Regions from separate parts of the Homo sapiens genome. Here region 1 is linked to region 2. Evidence: read pairs that join two places in POLR2A ChIA-PET (ENCODE). Cell type or tissue: MCF 10A. All regions are shown on one strand. Links, peaks and the distances in the headings refer to the core of each region. The heading gives the core; the rest is flanking DNA. Region 1 overlaps VPS4B (vacuolar protein sorting 4 homolog B). Region 2 holds the start of SERPINB5 (serpin family B member 5).

Evidence for each region. Peaks named below come from ENCODE experiments on the same cell type or tissue, not always from the same donor. Only the 100,000 strongest peaks of a DNase experiment are listed, where the experiment ranks them.
Region 1: POLR2A ChIA-PET joins it to region 2 with 15 read pairs; 3 of 35 experiments call an interaction of 5 or more read pairs at or near these places.

What each region holds. Positions count from the first base shown.
Region 1 is chr18:63,405,498-63,415,946 of GRCh38, reverse strand. It overlaps VPS4B (vacuolar protein sorting 4 homolog B), which reads left to right. Exons shown (of 11, transcript NM_004869.4): 2 at 4,369-4,480; 3 at 5,501-5,657; 4 at 8,448-8,515. It also overlaps the pseudogene LOC100422317. Among named protein-coding and RNA genes, the nearest start is that of VPS4B, 12 kb to the left of the region's middle. In MCF 10A, for the core only: no CTCF peak of the experiment used is centred there; DNase peaks (open chromatin) are centred at 4,956 and 6,366.
Region 2 is chr18:63,471,474-63,481,922 of GRCh38, reverse strand. SERPINB5 (serpin family B member 5) reads right to left here and starts at 4,965. Exons shown (of 7, transcript NM_002639.5): 1 at 4,878-4,965. RefSeq lists an enhancer at 5,017-6,216. In MCF 10A, for the core only: no CTCF peak of the experiment used is centred there; DNase peaks (open chromatin) are centred at 3,772, 4,682, 5,102 and 9,322.

The DNA.
Region 1 (10,449 bases), core at 1,148-9,147, 66 kb after region 2:
TTTGAAGCACTGGGTATCACACAACCCAGGGTGGTACTGCTGTACGGACCTCTAGGCACTGGGAAGACACTGTTTGCCTAGGCTGTGGCTCACCATACAGACTGTACCTTTGTTCATATCCCTGGCTCTGAATTTGTATAGAAATTCATCGGGGAAGGGCCAAGAATGGTGAGGGAGCTGTTTGTCATGGCATGAGGACCTGCCATCTGTCATCAGCTCCATCAGCTCCTCGCAGCTGGAGGGGGGTTCTGGAGGGGACAGTGAAGTGCTGCACATCGTGCTGGAACTGCTCAACCAACTGGACAGCTTTGAGGCCCCCAAGAAGATCAAGGTTATCATGGACCACTGCTTCACTCAGGGCACATCAACAGAAAAATTGAATTCCAGCTGGACATTTTGAAGATCCATTCTCTGAAAAGGAACCTGACCCAGGGGATCAACCAGAGAAAAATTGCCAAGCTTATGCCAGGAGCATCAGGGGCTGAAGTGAAAGTCATATACAGAGAAAGCAGCATATATGCCCTGAGGGAACGGCGAGTGCATGTCACCCAGGAGGACTTTGAGATAGCAGTAGCCAGCGTCATGCAGAAGGATAGAGAGTAAAACATGTCCATCAAGAAACTATGGAAGTGCGGGGATGTCCTTTGTATGGATCCCTCCGGTAAAGCTTTCTGGAATGAAAAAATAAAATAATTAGCTCTCCAGAATTAACCATAGAAGACATGGTTAATTTTATTTCAAATGAAAAATGCTAACAGACATGGTTAATTTTATTTCAGATGAAAAATGTTAACAGAAATAAGGTTGAAATGGTATTCATCAGCAGAAAAAAAACAGATGCATATCCTCTTAATTCATCGTCTTCGATTAAAGGTTTAACGTGTGCCACCCAGTACAGTGGCTGCATGTGGCTATTTTAATTACATAAACTCACTCCTCAGTCACACTAGCCACATTTCAAGTGCTCAGAAGCCATATACAGACATTCTCATCATCAGGGAAAGGCTGGTTTAATTAGCACTATGTTTGGAGCTAGATGCTTAAATAATACCCACTGCAGTATAAGAGATTTAACTTAATAAAAATCAGTGTGGTGCCTCAGTGAGGCCTGACTGAATGAGAGGAACAAGTGGCTGAAGAGGTGAGTGGCACAGCATTTCAAAATCACCTGAGAAGAAAATTATAGTTAGGATAAGAAAGAGCTTATTTCTAGGCCAGGCACGGTGGCTCACGCCTGTTATCCCAGCACTTTGGGAGGCTGAGGCAGGTGTATCACCTGAGGTCAGGAGTTTGAGACCAGCCTGGCCAACATGGTGAAATCCCATCTCTACTAAAAATACAAAAATTAGCCAGGCATGGTGGTGGGTGCCTGTAATCCCAGCCACTGGGGAGGCTGAGGCAGGAGAATCACATGAACCTGGGAGGCAGAGATTGCAGTGAGCCAAGATGGCGCCATTGCACTCCAGTCTGGGCGACAAGAGTGAGACTCCATCTCAAAAGAAAAAAGAAAAAGGATTTATTTCTGCTATGTGGCTTAACCACTGAGGCTTTGAGATGCATTTTTTTTTTTCTTTTTTGAGACAGAGTCTTGCTCTGTCACCCAGGCTAGAGTGCAGTGGCATGATCTCGGCTCACTGCAACCTCTGTCTCCCGGATTCAAGCGATTCTCCTGACTCAGCCTCCCAAGTAGCTGGGATTACAGGCGCCTGGCTAATATTTTTTGTATTTTTAGAGATGGGGTTTCATTATATTGGCCAGGCTGGTCTCGAACTCCTGACCTCAAGTGATCCGCCCTCCTCGGCCTCCCATACTGCTGGGATTACAGGCGTGAGCCACTGTGCTTGGCCTCACTCTGTCACCCAGGCTGGAGTGCAGTGGCACAATCTTGGCTGTGGTGCATTTTTATATGACCAGTCTGACCTAACCACCACTTGACTGTGTGACTCCATGTTTTATGTTCATATACTAGCTGATAAAACTTGAAAATTTAGCTTTGAATTTAGGCTACTTGACCTGTGAGATACGTAACTATTACATTTTATCAATTCTGAAGTAAACCATTTATTTTTCTTCCCTGCTACAATAGAGGAAGCATGGTCTTCCAGCGGGAGACCTGTTCCTCCCATTTACAGATCTCAGCCCAGTTATATCCAATCCATGCTCAACTGCCCCAAAATGTAATATTCTTACACATAATTGGTTTTTGCATTGTTTGAATGATTTTTTGCTTATGTTATATACTTACTTTTTAATATCTCTAACAACTGTCAATTTTCATTTTTTTTTACTGGCACCTATTTCTGTTGAATAGTTTTACTACCTAAATTAACCCAGTTGGAATGTTTTAATAAGTCATGTTTGCCCTTTATTTGTATGTATCTGTGCATAATTTTTTTTTTTTTTTTTTTGAGGTGGAGTCTCACTCTGTTGCCCAGGCTGGAGTGCAGTGGCATGATCTTGGCTCACTGCAACCACCGCCTCCCGGGTTCAAGCAATTCTCCTGCCTCAGTCTCCCAAGTAGCTGGGACTATAGGCGCATGCCGCTACGCCTGGTCAATTTTTTGTGTTTTAGTAGAGACGGGGTTTCACTGTGTTGCCCACGCTGGTCGCAAACTCCTGAGCTCAGGAGAATTTTAGTTTGAGATAATTGTAGATTCACACGCAGTTGTAAGAAATACTGAGAATCCAGCATTCCCTTTATCCAGTTGTCTGCAGTGGCAGCATCTTGTAGAACTGGGACAATATCACAACCAGGATATTGATATTGATACATTCCACCACTCTTACTCATATTTTCCCAGTTTTACTTGTCCTTATGTGTTTTTATGTGTGTGGGTGTGGTTGTTTGTGCAGTTTTATCACATGTAGATATGTGTTACATTTTGAGAGTTCTTTATGTATTCTCGATACTAGTTCTTTGTTAGATATGTTTTGCAAATATTTCTCCCAGTCTATAGATTGTCCTTTCATCCTTTTAACAAAATCTTCCAGAGAGCAAAAGTTTTGTCATAAGATCCAGTTACCTTTTTTTTTCTTTTATATAGTATGCTTTTGATGTCAAATCTAAGAACTCTGCGCATCCCCAGATCCTAAGTTTTCCATGTTTTTTCTAAAAGTTTTAGCTGGGTGCGGTGGTGTGGACTTGTGATCCTGCTATTTGGGGAGGCTGATGCAGGATGATCACCTGAGCCCAGGAGTTTGAGGCTAGCTTGGTCGACATAGTGAGATGGAGCCCCGTCTCAACAAATAAATAAGAATCAAAGTTTTGTAGTTTTACATTTAATTCTATGATCCATTTTTGAGTTAATTTTTGTAGGAAGTATTAAGTTTAAGTCAGAATTCTTTTAGGTGTATGCTTATGGATGTCTAGTTCCTCTAGCACCACTTCTTAAAAAGCCTGACTCGGTGCCATTGACTGGCTTTTTGCATCATTTTCAAAAATCTCTTGGCTTTATTAGTATGGATTTATTTCTGGGACTTTTTAAAAAAATGCCACAAAAGTAGTCCATGTTCCTTATGGACATTTTTTAGAAGATGTGAAAAAGTAGAAAATGAAAAATATATGTTTTATCAAAGATAAACTCTGTTTAACAATTTCCTTCCCATCTTTTTCCTGTGCTGCTTTTTTCTGCTGTTGTTTCAAATAAATTCCTGCTACATATAAAAAGTTGTGTCCTGCTTTTTAAAAATGCCCATTATTAACACTTTCCATATTATTACAAATATTTCTTAATGTTATTTTAGTGATCCTTTGGTGTTCTGTTTTGTGGCATCCTTTATGATTTAAGTTTCCAGGTTTTGTTTTTGTTATTTAAAAGACCTCTCTGATAATATCTGTGCTCAGTAAACCTTTTAGTTAATTACTGGATTGAAATATATGAGTATTTTTCAGATTCTTGATATTTCATTGCCCCATTGCTTCTGAAGAGGTTTCACCCCATTTACATTTCCACTATTGTTATATCTTTTAGATTAAAGCAGCATTTAATTTTTGAGAATTTCTCTAAATGCTTGTTTAGTTTGAATTTTCACATTCTATTATTTCTTATTAGCCCTAAATTTAACTTTAGCTAAGTGAAAATTACATGTAAATGTTAGCGATTGGTACTAAAGTAACATTCAGTAGCATTTATTCCTATAACATGTAATTTGCATCTTTTCAACTTGTAATTTATAATAAAATACAGTTGTGAGTTAGAAAAAAATGATTTTTTAGTTACTGTTTATTTTTTACTTATTTTTGTTTTCTTTCACAGCCCAGCAAGCTGAGAAGCTTTAAAAAAAAAAAAAACTTTCAGTATGATTATTTACTTCAAATTTATGTTTATGCTTTGATTTAAATGTTGTTATTTTGCCTCCCTCAAACAGAAAGCGATAGATCTGGCTAGCAAAGCAGCGCAAGAAGACAAGGCTGGGAACTACGAAGAAGCCCTTCAGCTCTATCAGCATGCTGTGCAGTATTTTCTTCATGTCGTTAAATGTGAGGCCATAGGTTATATTTTATTTAAAAACACGAAAAGGAAAATTTATTCTGTTTCATTTCTAAAAAATTGAAATATAATGCCAGACAATTCTAAACGATCCATTTGTTAAAAAAAAAAAATACTCCACTTTCTTTCTAGTGATTTTTAAGTATTGAGATGTAGCTAGCAAATGTGACAGCCATCATAGTTATTACTTTGTATATGTAAACATCTTAAAATGTAGTCTAGTCAGTGGAAAATAGGTTAGGAGACATTCTATTTGTGTCTTTACAGATATGTATTGCGTGTGTACCACGTGGCAGGCACTGGGGATACAATGGAAAGAAATGGTTAAGACCCCTGCCCTCATAGCTCTTAAATGGAATGCAGTTAGATGATTGAAGATGTTCTTTTGAGCTTCTCCCATTTAGTTCTGAGGTTTTATGTTAAAGTGAGACTAAGAATGAGTCATAACCTGTAAGCTATGTGGGGCTCATCCCATCTATTGCACGTGTTGCCAAAGTTCACTTTGAAAACAGCTCTGACAGAGGCCTTTGTGTAGTAAAATTTACGATGTTGGTATTACACAGAATATATGGGATTTCCATCACTTTACTCTTCTGAAATAAAGCTTTTGTAGACATTCATAGAAATGATTAATACTGCTTTCCTTCTATTTGTCTTTTTTATAATTGGGTTTGTCTAAGACAAGCAACTTTGAACTATCTGCAAAAATGTAAGGGAAAAATATGAAAGCTTCAGAATATTAAATAATTTCCTGTTAGTTAACATTAACTTAATATACCCTGCTGTCTTGCTTAGGTTGTTTCTGATTCAGACCCACTGTTGGTCTCCAACCCTGCTGGAGGAAGGGGTAGAAAAGAGGTGATAATCATTGGCTATGATGAGTTAGAGATGATCTTCCCTCCTTCTTCCAACATAGAATTTCCTTGTCTGAAAAAATACATATTTAAGAGTTCAAACCTTTCTACATAGAATACTAATGGAAAAAAATCTCTCTCATTTCCCTTTAATAGATGAAGCACAGGGTGATAAAGCCAAGCAAAGTATCAGGGCAAAGTGTACAGAATATCTTGATAGAGCAGAAAAACTAAAGGAGTACCTGAAAAATAAAGAGAAAAAAGCACAGAAGCCAGTGAAAGAAGGACAGCCGAGTCCAGCAGATGAGAAGGGGTACGTGTTTAAAATTGTTCAATTTTATTGTGGCTTTTTGCTTTCGATTTGTGAAATTTCTTTTGATTAAAACAGGTGTCAGCAAACTATGGCTCATGGGCCAAAGCTGCCCAGCTGCCTGTTTTTGGAATAAGCTTTATCAGAACACAGCCGTGCCCATTCTTTTACATATTGTTGTCTAGGGCTGCTTTCGTGCCGTAACAACAAAGTTGTGTGGTTGTGTGGAGACCGTATGGCCCACGAAACCTAAAATATTTACTTGTTTGGTCCTTTACAAAAAAAAGTTTGCTGACCCCTAGTTTGCCAAGTTGAATGGATAATATTCCTCAAACAACCCTTCCTGACTGCCTGCTAGTAGGAGGAGAGAATGCTTGTAGGAATAGTACTCAGTTACTCTCTGGCCATTAGCTAATATGGAAGCTTAAGGTTATAGGAGTGACCAGAGAGTTAAACCTTTGACCACATGGAAAAAATGAAAAGTAACTCCAACAATGTAAATTTTTTTTGGATATCTTATGCAAAATTTTTTGATGTGAATTTGTGTTAGATTTGCTTTATGTTGTCATTGTAAAGAAAACAACACAGCATAACTTATAAACGTTGAAACTGATTTTTGGCATGTCTTCCTAGATGGGGGATGTATCACTTCTAGATGCAGAATTTGTTTATTCAGTACATGACATATGCGTGCCAAGTTTGTGCTCAGCACTGGGAACATATTCTAACCACATCCTCTCTGGCTGTCCTATTAATTGATGCCAGTAGTTCCAGGTAACACACCCTTAAGAAAATGAGACTCTGGGATGGAGTTATCTGGCCTGCTTGGGTTTGAAAACAGCGAGATTCTGCTCAGCTTTAGAGGATGTGGTTCTCATTGTTCATGGTATGCAGTGGCGCAGGTTATTTAGACAATACCCTGTGGTCACAAGGAATGAAGTGCCTTTTAGGCAGTGCTTTGGGGCTTCGTGGCTGCTACCACAGACCATTTGGAAGTACATGAGGAATATAAGAACCAGTGTTGACTTGGCTGCTTCAAACTATGTGGCAGAGTTTGAAGGAAATGATAAGCTTAAGCTCAAGGTTTTATATTCTCTGTTCAAGATGTGATCGGGGAACCAGGGAGTTTCTGTGACACCCTAAGAACATGTTATCTTCTTCATCGATAGCACTGACTTAACAAAAATCAGATGATAGTCTGATCTTACAAATTACTGAATTCCAACTTAGGGTTTCTTATATGAAAGTGAGGACATTTGGTATAAAACAGGGACTCCAAACATGAAGTGAAAATATTGGGAAGAATTTAGTTGACCTTGACTGCCCAGGACCTCCAGCTGTCACTGAGACTCCCTTGACAGCAGAAGCTTCTCTTCCCTTGTCCATAGAAGCTCTTCTCTCTTGCTTGAAAACCCTGTAAGGATCTCTTCTGAGATGATTACCTGACAAGGCGATGCCAGTTTTTCTTTTGTACTGAACAGCAATCTTCGTTTACAGTAGGACCCACTTTGGCTAATTTAAGCAAAAAGGGATATATTATAGGGTATTACCTTACAGAATAGTGGGGCCAGGGAATCAGGAGAAATGGCCAACAGTACCAGGGTTGTTCAAGTAGGGATCCCACTGTTGCCAACTCCTCTGCTAAGCACTGATGGTGCTTGGGAGCAGGTAGTAAATCCTCTGCGCAGCTCCCTCAGCAAAACCAGTGCCTTCGCCTGAAGATTCTGTCTCCTTGTGAGCAGCCCCCACCTTCTTGGAAGAATTTAGGTCTCATGTGGAACCCTAGCTACAAGGGAGATGAGAAACGGCAGGGTTTTTTTTGTTTGTTTGTTTTTAATAAGGACAGCCTTTATAGTACTGGACAGCATGATAGAAAGAGGTTGGAGTGAGTGTCATGTGAATCTTTTGCAGTGTCTACCTCACCCACAGCCCCACCGTCCTATGATAACCAAGGCAATTCCATTTTGGCATAAAACATGTCATGCTTTTATCTCCCTTTATATGTTATTGTTTTAAAAATGATATAATGCCTTATTTTTGGCTTTATCACTTTTATACTTAACATTGTATCAGGAATATCTTTCCAATAAACTATTTCTACATCACGTTTAAATGTTGCAATGTATCCTGTCATATGCTAGTCCCTATAATATGAGTTACTTTTTCCCCTTTTGCAAACAGTGTGGGTGTGATTATCCTTATGGTCAAATGCTTGAACTTGTCTAAAATTATTTCCTCAAGATAAATCCCTAGATATGAATGAAATGCCTTGATCGACCTACTTGTTCTTTGGGTGTAGTTCATTGTCATCAGGAAGCTTCCTCTGTCCTTTGGAATCCCCAGACTAAGGGTTGTAGACCTTTGTACCTTAGTGTTCCAGATTTTTTTCCTCCTAATATGACCTCTTGTTCTAATTTATATCTTGCCCAGTCCTGATGTTTTTACTGTTGTTGTTTGCAGCTCTCCTGTGATTCATCTTGAATCCTTCATGGAGTGATGTGTGGGGCATGCATTTATGAATTAATACATACCTAAATATGTCATGGGAATTTGGAGCTAGTTCCTGACTTCATTCTGGTCTTTTTGTCCCTTTCTTTTACATGATTCTCTATTGATGATAACGTGACTGCTTCTTATTTACTACATTCTTTAAAATAAGTAAGCATAACTTTTAATGTAAATGTCTGATTTTGCCACTGAAATTACAAATATTTCAGGTTAATTTTTCCTTCATTTTTGCCTTATTTGATAGCAATGAGTGATCATTTGAATATATTAAATTCTTTTTATTAGGAATGACAGTGATGGGGAAGGAGAATCTGATGATCCTGAAAAAAAGAAACTACAGAATCAACTTCAAGGTTGCTTTAGATTTCATTTTTAAATTTACTATCCTATTAAAAAGACTCAAAGTGAATTGTCTATTTGAATTGTTTTTGTTCTCCCTCTATATTTAAATGAAGTTTAAGAACTGGCTTTGGTTCCCAATAGTCATGTGCTGGCTTTGTTTAGAGTGTTTTCTTAGGGTTTGCCCTCTAGGATCATGGTTTGGTCTTTTTTATGTAATAGTTTTGTTGGCTTCACATCTGCCTTTAAAAGGCTCTCAGTCAACTTGCTCTTTCTTTTTGTTTATTTGCCGCCTTTTAGAGAAGGTAACACTTATACTATTAGCACACTGCAAAATTTGATGGTATTAAAATTTACTACTGTGGGAGAAGTTAGGACTTACACGTGGCTTTTATTGCCGTTGCTGTAGCTCACTTATTGATGGTTTATTTTGTTTCTTAACTGCTCTTCATCTGCTTTTCAGTGTTCCTGTTTACATTTAATTGTTTAAGCTTTCTGTGTTTACCATCCACACCTGTAAAGCCCTTTCATTCTGTTCTACTATAGCACAGTGGCATAACAGAGGGGACATAGGTTTTTGGCTCCATTCAGATCTTGATTCTGTTCAAGGGTCTGCCACTTAGAACTTTCTAATTGTGGGCAAGTGACTGAATCTCTCAGAACCAGCGTCCCCCATCTCTAAAATAGAAATGAGCAATAGCTTCCTTTCAGGGCTTTTAAGATTAATGACAGTGTAAAAACTACCTCATATATCTGACGAAGTCTAGGGACTCAATAAATGGTAGCACTGTTTATCTAAAAAGGCATCTATTTGTTGGCTGGCTTTGTTAATCACTGAGATTTGATTATTCTTCGAAATAAATTATCTAACAATTTTTCAGATTGAATTTTTTGCTCACCCATTGGTAGTATGTATTTTGTTCATTTGAATCTTACCAAATAGAATGCATAACTGGGAAGGATTTCCATTTTATAGGTTCAGCCTTGGTTACTGAATAGTGAAAATACTTACCTGAGCCAAACTTTTAGCCTTGCTATACTAGTGTCTTCGTTTTGGTAGTATTTTTGTCTTGCCTACCCTACTGGGATGTCTAGGAAAACACTGTAAGGATAATGTGTTGACAACAGACCAGGTAATGAATAGAGAACATCTTTAGATGCCAAGAACTTCAGTGGTAGATATAGTCCAAGGGCAAAATCTTGAGTTTACACTCAAGCGTAGTGGTGTCCCCACCACCTGAAACTACTGGCACACACTGCGCACTCAGTTGGCATTTATTGGGTAACCCAGTGGGTCTGTGCCAAGTGGCCTTATTCCAGTTGTAAAGCAAGACACTTTTTTTGTCTGCTCTATTGGATTTGGTTTTGTTTCCCTCTCCCTACCCTGCCCCAGGTAAAAATCAGTTGCATATCTTTAATTTTCGAAAAGATACATTTTTTTTTTCTTTTTTGTTTTTTTGAGACAAGGGTGTCGCTGTGTTGCCCAGGCTGGAGTGCAGTGGCGCAATCACGGCTTACTGCAGCCTCGAACTCCTGGGTTCCAGGGATTCTCCTGCCTCAGCCTCCTGAGTAGCTGGGAACACAGGCACACACCACCATGCCCGGCTAAGTTTTTTTTTTTGTTTGTTTGTTTGTTTGTTTGTTTGTTTTTGTAGAGGTGGGGTTTGGCCATGTTGCCCAGGCTGCTCTCGAACTCCTGAGCTCAAGTGATTTGCCCACTTCAGCCTCCCAAAGAGCTGGGATTACAATTGTGAGCCACCGCACTTGGCCGATACAACCAGTTTTTAATAGGGATTTCTCTAAATTCCCTATCACTTACAATAAAGGCCAGAAATGTAAAACAAACAAATAAAAGAGAAAAAAAACCAAATACTTAAAACATTTAAATGAGGAAATGTATTTGAAATTTCAGGATGAAATAGAATATGAAAGGAGTCCTAGCCTTTTA
Region 2 (10,449 bases), core at 1,462-9,461:
CTTTAAAGCCCACAACCTTACTCCTTCTCCCCTCAGGGCAGGGGCAAGGGCCTACAGGTGACATCACACCCCAGGGAAAGGTGACTGGCATTAGGTGTATACTGAGGTCAGCAGGGTATACTGAGGCAAAAATGAAAGCCTGTTGAGTGTTTCACCCAGTGTGCCTGCCACTGGGAAAACATAAAGAAACTCTTCACAAAAGGTTTGGGGAATCTGTGGACAGACTTTCAGAATAGGAAACCTGGCTTCCTTCCACAGCACATTTAATATTAGTAATGCCAAGTTCATCTACAAGTAAAACTCAACATGTACAAGAAGTAATGAGTTATTTCTTCACCAAATAGAGAAGCCTAAACCCAGATCCCTGAAAGCTTCTTAACACTTCCACCAGTGGAGAGCTAATCGCACTGATAATAATATGAAAACACACAAACTGCTTTAACAAACACAAGTAGCTCCTCCAAGCACGTATTTATTATCCTCCAAGAGAAACTAGAATAATTTTGCATAGTCAATAACAAACTATACTTTTAGTGATTTCCTTTGTATAGAAAGATGGTGTTTAAGATCTTAATGTGCTGAGGGAGTTTGGCTGCAAACACCTACAAATGGATCTTAGGAGTGGATCAAATGGTGAGGAGATGTTCATTTTACCATTTTATTTCACTAAAGCATTATTCATTCACTTGTCACAACATTTTGAGATACATTTAGTCTAAATGATTGTGGATACAAGATCATTGTGGCTTTTAGTGTAGTTAATTACACAATACAATTAATGCTGTGTTGCAATTCAAGGCTTAGATCCAGGTCCCTGTTGGAGATGTAAATCAGTGCACATCTGACATCCTAACATCTCTGGGGCTTTCTCTCACCATTGGCGGACCTTCCCTTTGAGTGAGTCCCTTCCTTTGCATGCTAATCCTCAGTGCATGAACGCAAAGAGATCTGCCTTCCTGTTCCTATGCTGACTGGCTCCTTTCTCAGAAAATTCTCCTTCATGTCTGGGAAGGTCATACAGCCCTTAGTATCTGGGGTCCCAGTGGCAAGAGCATTGTTTGATGCTGGCTAAAGGAAACAGAAAAGGTCTGTACATGGAAAAGGTTGTAGTTGCAAAAAATCACCCACTAAGTAATCAATCAAATACTGCCCGGTAAATCTGATCAGTGGCTCTGTGATTAGTCCCAAGTGACCTAAAAACACTATAAAGTTGATCTGGTCTGAGGTAGCTCAAAAGATGACTTTGGCCACAGTTGCCACATGACTGTGTTGCAAGACAATCAAAGCATTTAAACAAACCTCAGCAATGTTAACAATACATGACCTGGAAAAAATACAAACTTCCTACACAGACCATTTTGCATGATCAAATGCTATAAAATTGCAAGTACCAGAGTAGAGATTAGCAATTCCTATATAATAAATTTAATGTGCCTAATGACTTCTGTTGAAAGTGCTAAAATTGCTACAAATTTTTTTTCATTCTGTTGCCTTGTCACAAGGGTCTTCTTCCATTTCTGTGAAAACCCTGTAACCATTTTAACAAGGAGAACTTCGTTTATAGTTGCAATGTAGAAAACGCTACATCTTTCAGCACTTAAAAGTTTAAAAGGAACTTTATTTTAACCATAGGAAAGTGAGATAGATGGAAGTTCAAGCAGTAATACAAATGCAGTTTTAAGAACTTATTTCCAAGTACCTTGCTTTCGCAATCTGTGCAAATTATAAACCTTGAAAGTGGGACAAGATCTTGGAGAGGATCTAGGCTGGCCACACCTCTTCATTTTACAGATGAGGAAAATGAGGCAGACAAAGATGAAGTGAGTCTCCCAGGCCACCCACGCAGGGAGTGAGAGTGGCAAAACCAGACCTAGAATTCATTGCTTCTAGCTCCCAGCCTGGCACTTCCCCGCCACACCTGATCACCTGCTTTCTTGTTAATTGCATCTTTGCTGGCATTTGTTCTCTCAGAAGTCTCTCGAGTTCCAAAAATCCTGCATGTCCTGAAGTCTCCCCTTGAAGATATCAACATATCCTGCATGGTTTGTTCAATCGACACAAAACTTCTTCCCTATGATTTTCCTACTTGAAGAAGCCCTTGTTCCCTTTCTGCCACTTATGTTGTAAACTCTTGGTATGATGTTGCTTTCATCTAGTAAGTATTAACTGAGTACCTAATTTGTGTCAGGGTAAGCATTAAGAAAAGGTGAAAACGACATAGCCCCTGCCTCCAAGGAGCTGTCAGTTAGTGGTATGATGACTGTTTTAAGTGTTTTGATGAGCACCCAAGTCACTATGGGATCCCCAGGAGTGACAGACCCCCCATACTAGAAACCTCAGTGACACCTCCTCAGAGACAGTGACAACTGAGTAAGTCACATTAAAGGTGAGTCCTACAGGATAAGTAGGAGTTAGCCTTGCAAAAACGTGGGACAGGGAGAACTGACTCAATTCAGAGAGGCCCCAGTGAATGGAGACGCATGTACTGGGCTGGGGGTAGGGCCGTGCTCACTTCTCTAGACTTATAGCTTGTCACTGGTCTTTGTATGAAGATTTCCTAAGTTTTTTATGCATCTGAGCCAATGGTCCTCACATTTTTTGTCTTTAGACCATTTAGGTGAGAAAAAAGTCCTGTGGGTAGGATATATACATCCCACTTTGCCTGGGACAATCCTGGTTTATGTCTGTTGTCTTGACATTGATAACAGTGCCCCGTTTACTCTCAAACATATCCTGATTTGAACAATATATGTTCATTTTACTTATAGACCATCAACCACACTCTTCACCCACACATCACGGGCGTGCATATTTAAACAGAGCTATGAGTATAGTTTTTTCATCCCTTAAAACCTTAACTTTTGGCCGGGTACAGTGGCTCACACCTGTAATCCCAGCACTTTGGGAGGCCAAGGCGGGCAGATCACTTGAGGTCAGGAGTTCGAGACCAGCCTGGCCAACATGGTGAAACCCTGTGTCTACCAAAAATATAGAAATTAGCCGGGCGTGGTGGCACGTGCCTGTCATCCCAGCTACTTGGGAGGCTGAGACAGAAAAATCACTTGAACCTGGGAGGGTGAGGTTGCGGTGAGCCAAGATCGTGCCACTGCACTCCATCCTGGGTGACAAAGCAAGACTCCATCTCAAGAAAAAAAAAAAAAAAACTACGTTTTTACTGTGTCAGAGTATCGTAGATATCATTTAGCCTGGCCTGCCTCATTTTAAAGATGGAAAGACATGGTGAAAAACATCTCTCAAGTATTTGGTATAACCAGTCCTTAGGGAATGCCATGAGAAACCTTGCCTATTATAATATCAGTAATGGAATGCCAAAAAACACAACCTCTGTTGTCCACATTCTAAGTCTTTGAGGAGCAAAGGATGTGCAGGATTAAGAAAATAGGATATTTTGAAGTTTCTGCAATGTGAAAGACTATGAGGACTAAACGAAGTGATTAAGTGAATCAATGTATATGAAAAGTGCTTTGTGGGCAAGAAAGTACAATACAGCTATTAGTAATTGCTTTAATTTCCCATGGCAGGGGGGCGTCTGCTTTGCTCTGAAGCATCATAGCTGCTCCTGTCTCTTTAGAAGCCTGATCTTGACCACTGACCCAGCCCACTGTTGCCAAGCAGTAAACTTACAGCCAGACTCAGCCACACCAGAATGGCCCAAATCGCTGAGACTGCATAGCCCCAAAGTCAATCCACAACCCAGAGGGATTGAAGTGGCACAATTCAAGGCGTTAGGAAGCAAAGATATAAACCTGCTGACTCATTTCCTTTGGAGACTCCTTTCCTCAGACAGGCTTCATCTCCACCCATGAAGGAACTCATCGAACACTTACACTAACTGACAGGGACTGAGGTTTGGAACCCATTATCGAAAACCTCCCGGGAGATGTAGGGGATGAAAAAGATGGTAACAGAACCCACGGTGTTGTGGAAACATCCCGAGCTGCAAGTGTGAAGGCCTGATTTGATCTCAGCGGTGCTACTTACAAGCTGTGTGCCTTTGGACACCAGATCACCTCTGTGAGTTCTGCTCCTCATCTACAGAATGAGGGGGCTGGGCTGAAATATGTCTAAGAGCCCCCAGCTCTGAGGATCTGGTTACAAGTCTCTGGAATAGCCTGGCATGTTGGTTTTTAGTATGATATGCTTAAATGAAGCCATAAGAAAAAGTGTACAGCATATGAGTAAGAAACTACAAGCAGCTATTACAATTTATAAGTCCAAGAATATGCATCTGAAATGTGTAACTTGTTTAAAGTTATGCTGAAACCCAGAAAACTGAAGGGAGAATAATTTCCGCTTAGAAGAATGCAGTTGCAAGTAGATGAACAGCGATCTGATGCTTAAAAATGCCAAAAAGAAGGGCAGTCCATATGCCTAAATCTCAGCCTTACAACGTCAGCCAGGGAGAAGAGCCAGCCAGACCCACCAATACTTCTCAACTTTCCCCAGTTTGCGGGTACCACACCCTTTCTGAAACTAGCATTGCAAAATTCATTCTGAGTTCCAAAGTAGGCCTGAAAATGTCCTCAGAAGTATTTTCTCCTCCGTGAATCACGGTTGCACCCCTCTACCACCAAAACCTCCGAGCCACGTGACTTCTTCATATTCTTACCTTGTATGGTTAAGTGATTTTACTCCCTCTGCAGTGTTCCTGGTGCTCAAAGGGTTGGGAGCTGGAAATACTGCCAACATGGGGGATGAGAGGCGACAGTACTCAACCCAACAGCCCGTCTTTGAAAACAGCCCCAAAATGGACCTAAGTCCATTTTGTTCACCATCTCAAATCAGCTCAAATAACGATATTTATGAATTTCCCTGAAAAAAGGAAGTCACCAGCCCTGCTACCCCACCTTGCTTACCTGGAGTCACAGTTATCCTGGAAAATGCGTGGAAAAGGAACAGGCAAGCGAGGAGCACAAAGACCTGGATGTGGAGGCGACCGTGTCTGGGCAGAAGCAGCGGTGGCTCACCTGGGCAGCACCGCCACGCCCACTGCCAGCCCAGCTCCACGCCCCGCCCCGCCCCGCCTCGGCGGCACTCCTCTCCTACTCAAGCCTCTTGGCAGCTTGTCCACAATTGAAAGAAATGATTCAGGCTGAAGTTACTGTTGTCTGCACAGCTTCCAAAAGGCCTCCAACATGTTCGGGCAGGAAGGGGCTGTGAGTTACATGCATACGTACAGACATGCGTACGGCAATCCTCTCGGCCCACGCAGGACCGGAAGGTGAAATATTCGATGAAATAAAAGTAATGTGTGATGATAGTAACACTACAAATTTCTCAGACACGTTGGTGGCACAAAAAGTACTCTGATCTCCATTCTTTTTGTGTAAACTGCAGCAGCTCATTCTGCTAGATGCCAAGAGAGGTAGCTGCCCATTAAACAGAAAGACAATCAAAAAAGAAGGAATGGATATATGTATAAACACAGTGCCTACCTAAAAATTAGGTACTATTAGCAAAATATTTACTACCAAATTGGTAGGAGATATTGTTTAATGGGTGGCGCAGGAAGTTTCTTTTTAAAATCCTGTGATTAGGATTACTCAGGCCTGGCGCGGTGGCTCACGCCTGTAATCCCAGCATTTGGGGAGGTTGACGTGAGCGGATTGCTTGAGCCCAGGAGTTTGAGACCAACCTGGGCAACATGGTGAGACCCCATCTCTACAAAAAATGTAAAACAATAGCCTAGTGTGGTGATGCATGCCTGTGGTCCCAGTTACTTGGAAAGCTGAGACGAGAGGATCACTTGAGCCTGGGAGGTCAAAGCTGCAGTGAGCCGTGAGCTAACCACTGTACTTCAGCCTGGGTGACAGAGCAAAAGAAACAAAAAGAAAAAGGAGTACGCAGCTCTGCTCTGAAATCTCTTCGTGGAGCCTGTTCTTGTCCTCCTGTCTTCCCACAGCTTCTTCATTTGGCGGGACCTACTCCCTTCCAGCCGAATCAGTCTCAGGAAAGGACCTGAAACGGAGCTGGTTGCTTCTCTGCTGTGCTTATCTAGAATTCCCTATTGTACATTTACTACATTGTTTCATAATAATCTCTTACATTCTCCTATATGTGACTACAACAATGTTAAAGGTAAGTGCCAAACTTCATTCATTTTTATAACACCAAAGCTTGGTACAGACCTGATGTACAGTATGCAGTCAATAAGTGCTTGTTGAGTAATGAATAAGAGCAACTCGCTATATTAACTGACTAAACTAAGATTGATAACAGCTTCCCCTCCCCCATGTCCTGGGTATTTTAATGTTAACCAGAATCAAAGTCATAAACTAAGTGAACTCCAAAAACAGAATTTTAGGCATCAGTGGAGCAAGTGGAGGGAAGGTCATAGGTGAGGAGGTGTGGAAGGATGCTTCTTAAAAATTCTATTATCCAGCTGTAGGAGGGAAAATGAGAATTTGGGAGCAGAGTCATAAATTTGCAAACTAAGTCTAACCACTCATTGCTTGAGAAATCCTGAGCAAATTGCTTAATCCCTTTATCTTCAGATTCCTCATCTGTAAAATGAGATCTATATATAGTTCTCATTTGTCAATAAGATCGATAAAATGAGATATAGACAGAGATGGATGAAGAGACAATTCTTACATACTTTCTGACACATAGCATGTGCTTCCTAATGATGGCAATTAGTACCACTTTGCCCATTGGTTAGGTAGGCTCGGGGAATAGTGGACAAAAGACTGGAGCATGTTATTGACATTGAATTCACCACATTTATTGAATACCTGCTTCGTGCTTGCTACTGTGGTCTACAGATTTCAAGCGACTTGCATTTAAATGGTAGAGCCTCTCTATTCTCCTTTTTGAAGTTTTAATTCCCTCTAAAACACTCCTGTTCAGTGCTTGCTCAACCGGGGCAGAAACATTTCCAATGACAGGAATTCAACAATACCCAAGGAAGTTCTAGCAAAGTGAAATGCCTTTGGGTGATTCTAACTGGGTGAAAATTAGAGGCACCATTCGACTGGGGCTATAAGACATGTTCCCTCTCCCCAAAGGGTACAGTAGGAAGACAAGAAACAAAAGAAAGTATCTGGAGGCATGTAATAAGGGACTTAAGAGAGGTGCAAATGACAAAAGTAGTTCAGAGATGGGTGTGACCTTTTCAGTCTGGCTATGACTGGGGAAGGATCATGGAGGCAGCATCATTGGACATCAGGAGACCATTTAAGCCTGAGAACGGAGGTCCAGAGCTGGGATGATACAAGGTATATTGGACAGATATGTTAACAAAAGATTAAACAGAACATTTCCTGTCAAAAGCTTTCACTTGTTGAAGTATCTCTGGAGGTCAGACCCTGTACGTGAATGTTCTCACCCTCTCATTGAACCCAAGTAAGGCAAGGACTCACAAGTCTCAGGTGTAACATCATTGACAAAACACACTGTTGATTTAGGCAAAATTGCAGGAAAAAAAAAAGTGGTTCCCATTCAGTGGAAAGAGTATTAAAACTGTGATTCTATTTGACTGAGAAGACCCATTTCCCAGTAATATTCTTTTCCACGGCAGCCAAAATTTTAAGTTCTTTAGAATTCTACCTAAAAAGACACTAGAAAACAGAAAAGTGGGAGAGGATGGAGTTATACAAGCAGTTCACATTTTTTAAATTACAGAATTTCAAACTAGTTTCTGGAGAACATGCCTGCTGATTAATTTTAGGAAAGAGTGGCCTCAATAAAGTCTTCTGCATTCAATAGGTTTCTACTCTGCTTCCCTGTTTTAACTGGACATTTTGATTGGAGTCTGTGATTGACTGAATAAGCATTTTTTGAGTGTGTCAGACCCTGGGCAAGACCCAGAATAAGACCTAACTATGGATCTCAAGCCGACTACAGTTTAGCTTTGCATTTCTATAAGTCAGATACCTACACTAATTGTTATACTGTAAAAAAAAAAAAAAAAAAAAAAAAAAAACATACATCCTGAAGGAAATGCCTGGAAAGAACAAAGTTGTCATGTCAATTATGTTAACAAGTGGACTTAGAAGCATCAGACTTATAAGAAAAAAGGTTCTACTCATACTAATAACTCAGAGAGCAACAACATAAAAATAACAATATGGTGTTATTATCCTGTTATAATCTTCAGTCTCTTGCCTCATGAAAAGCTTTTTATGTGGGCCCATGAATAGTCAACTCCAGAGTATTTTTGATCTCCCTTCTTCTTGATGAACTTTGAACCTATAAGAAGCAGATATAAGGCCAGATTTTATAGTTTTCTATATGATATACTATACAATTCACTTATTATGTTTACTGTTGATGGCCTCCTTCAGCTGAAATCTAAGCAGATTTTTTTGGTCTGTTTTTTTCACTGATGTAGTCCAAGAACTTAGAATAGTATCTGGCACATAGTGGGTACTTAGCACATAGTGGGTAGAGAATGAATGAGTGGGAAATAACCCTACCCGACAGGAATTCAACTAAGGATGAATTCAACCCAAAATTTGAAGTCAGTTTGACATTTCCTTAAATACCAGCTACCTTTCCTCCAGTTCTCTTTGTATATGAAGACCAGTACATCTGATTCATCCCAAACACTTTACATTTGTAAAATAAATGATTCTTTTTTTTTTTTTTTTTTTTTTTTTTTTTTTTTTTTTTTTGAGACGGAGTCTCGCTCTGTCGCCCAGGCTGGAGTGCAGTGGCACGATCTCGGCTCACTGCAAGCTCCACCTCCTGGGTTCATGCCATTCTCCTGCCTCAGCCTCCCAAGTAGCTGGGACTACAGGCGCCCGCCACCATGCCCAGCTAATTTTTTTTTTATTTTATTTTTTAGTAGAGACGGGGTTTCACCTTGTTAGCCAGGATGATCTTGATCTCCTGACCTTGTGACCCACCTGCCTCAGACTCCCAAAGTGCTGGGATTACAGGCGTAAGCCACCGCACCCAACCAAATAAATGATTTATTTAAAAAAATTTAGTGACAAAGAATACACCTGTTTGTAGGAAAAAGCATTTGCTCTATAATTTCAAAAATAATCCATAATGTTTTCCCCTCTCTTTATTTGCCACAAAAACCATTTTATTGACTATATATTTAAAAGAGTAGATTTTTTGGAGGGGAGATACATAGCTCAAAGAATGAATTATTCATTCATTCATTATACAATTGTATGAAGCAATAACTTCCTCTAGTTCAACACAAGTAATCATTGGACTAAATATTTAATAACCTAGGAGACTGTTTTGTTGGTGCTTTTTCTTACCTATAGGTTGAAGCTTTGCAAATATTATACTTGATTACTCAGCATCGAGGCTGAGGGATGATTTGACACACCCAGCCACTCCCAGGAACAAATGAAAGGAGCTTTGTTCTAGCATGTGCCTCTCGCTTTCTCTCTCTCTCTCTCTCTCTGTCTCGCTCTCGCTCTCACTCAATCTCTCTCTTTTCCTAAGAGAAGTTTCAGCCACAAATTCTCAGCATTCTCCCCGGATTCCTACAAATCATCAAGTGATTTTTTTCTTCACTAATAAAGGTGATTCCCACTAATTCACATGATGCCTCTCCCATACAATAGTGGAATCATATTAGCTGTCCACGTTTCCAGCCATTCACAGTTGACTATAAAGGATCCTAACTAGTCACTGTGGACTATTATGTCTTTTCACTTGTGGAGAAACTGAGTCAGGGAAGATAAAGTGACTGCTTTAAAGTTTCTGACTGAGATGGAAAAAAAACTATTTTAAAAGCCCCAGATTTATAATTCTTTTTCCTAACTACTCTATTTTGAGGATTTATTTCATACTTTTTGTCTTTTCAACTTCTGGTGTTTGTCTAGAAGAAATTTTATATTAAATGATAAACTGTACTATATTACAGAAAACAGGCTGTGTGAAATTTTCTAAGAAGCAAACTTAAGAGAAAAAAAAAAAGACCACAGTGAAAAAAAATAGAGTTAAACAGGACCCCAGAGTTAAACCAAAACCAGATAGTAGAAGTGGCACAATTTGCCTCTAAAATGCTTCGTTAACCAGGCGCGGTGGCTCACACCTGTAATTCTAACACTTTGGAAGGCCAACACAGGAGGATCACTTGTGTTCAGAGTCTGAGACCAGCCTGGGCAACACAGCAACACACAGTCTCTATTAAAAATATATATGAATAAATAAAATGCTTAATACTATGCGTAAAGGCATATCTGAGCAAAAAATTGAGTGACAAATCCCTTAGGCCACTGCACTCCAACGTAGGTGACAAGAGCGAAATTCCGTCTCAAAAAAAAATTATTTTATATATTTTCTTCAAGTCCTCTAAATATCTAATTTGCTAATACAAAATTAAGCAACCCTTAAGTGCTTTATAACAAGAAGCAGAAGCTCCTAATTTCTACTGGCTTATTGCAACCTCTGCCTTCCGGGTTCAAGGGATTCTCCTGCCTCAGTCTCCCAAGTAGCTGGGACTACAGGCATGTGCCA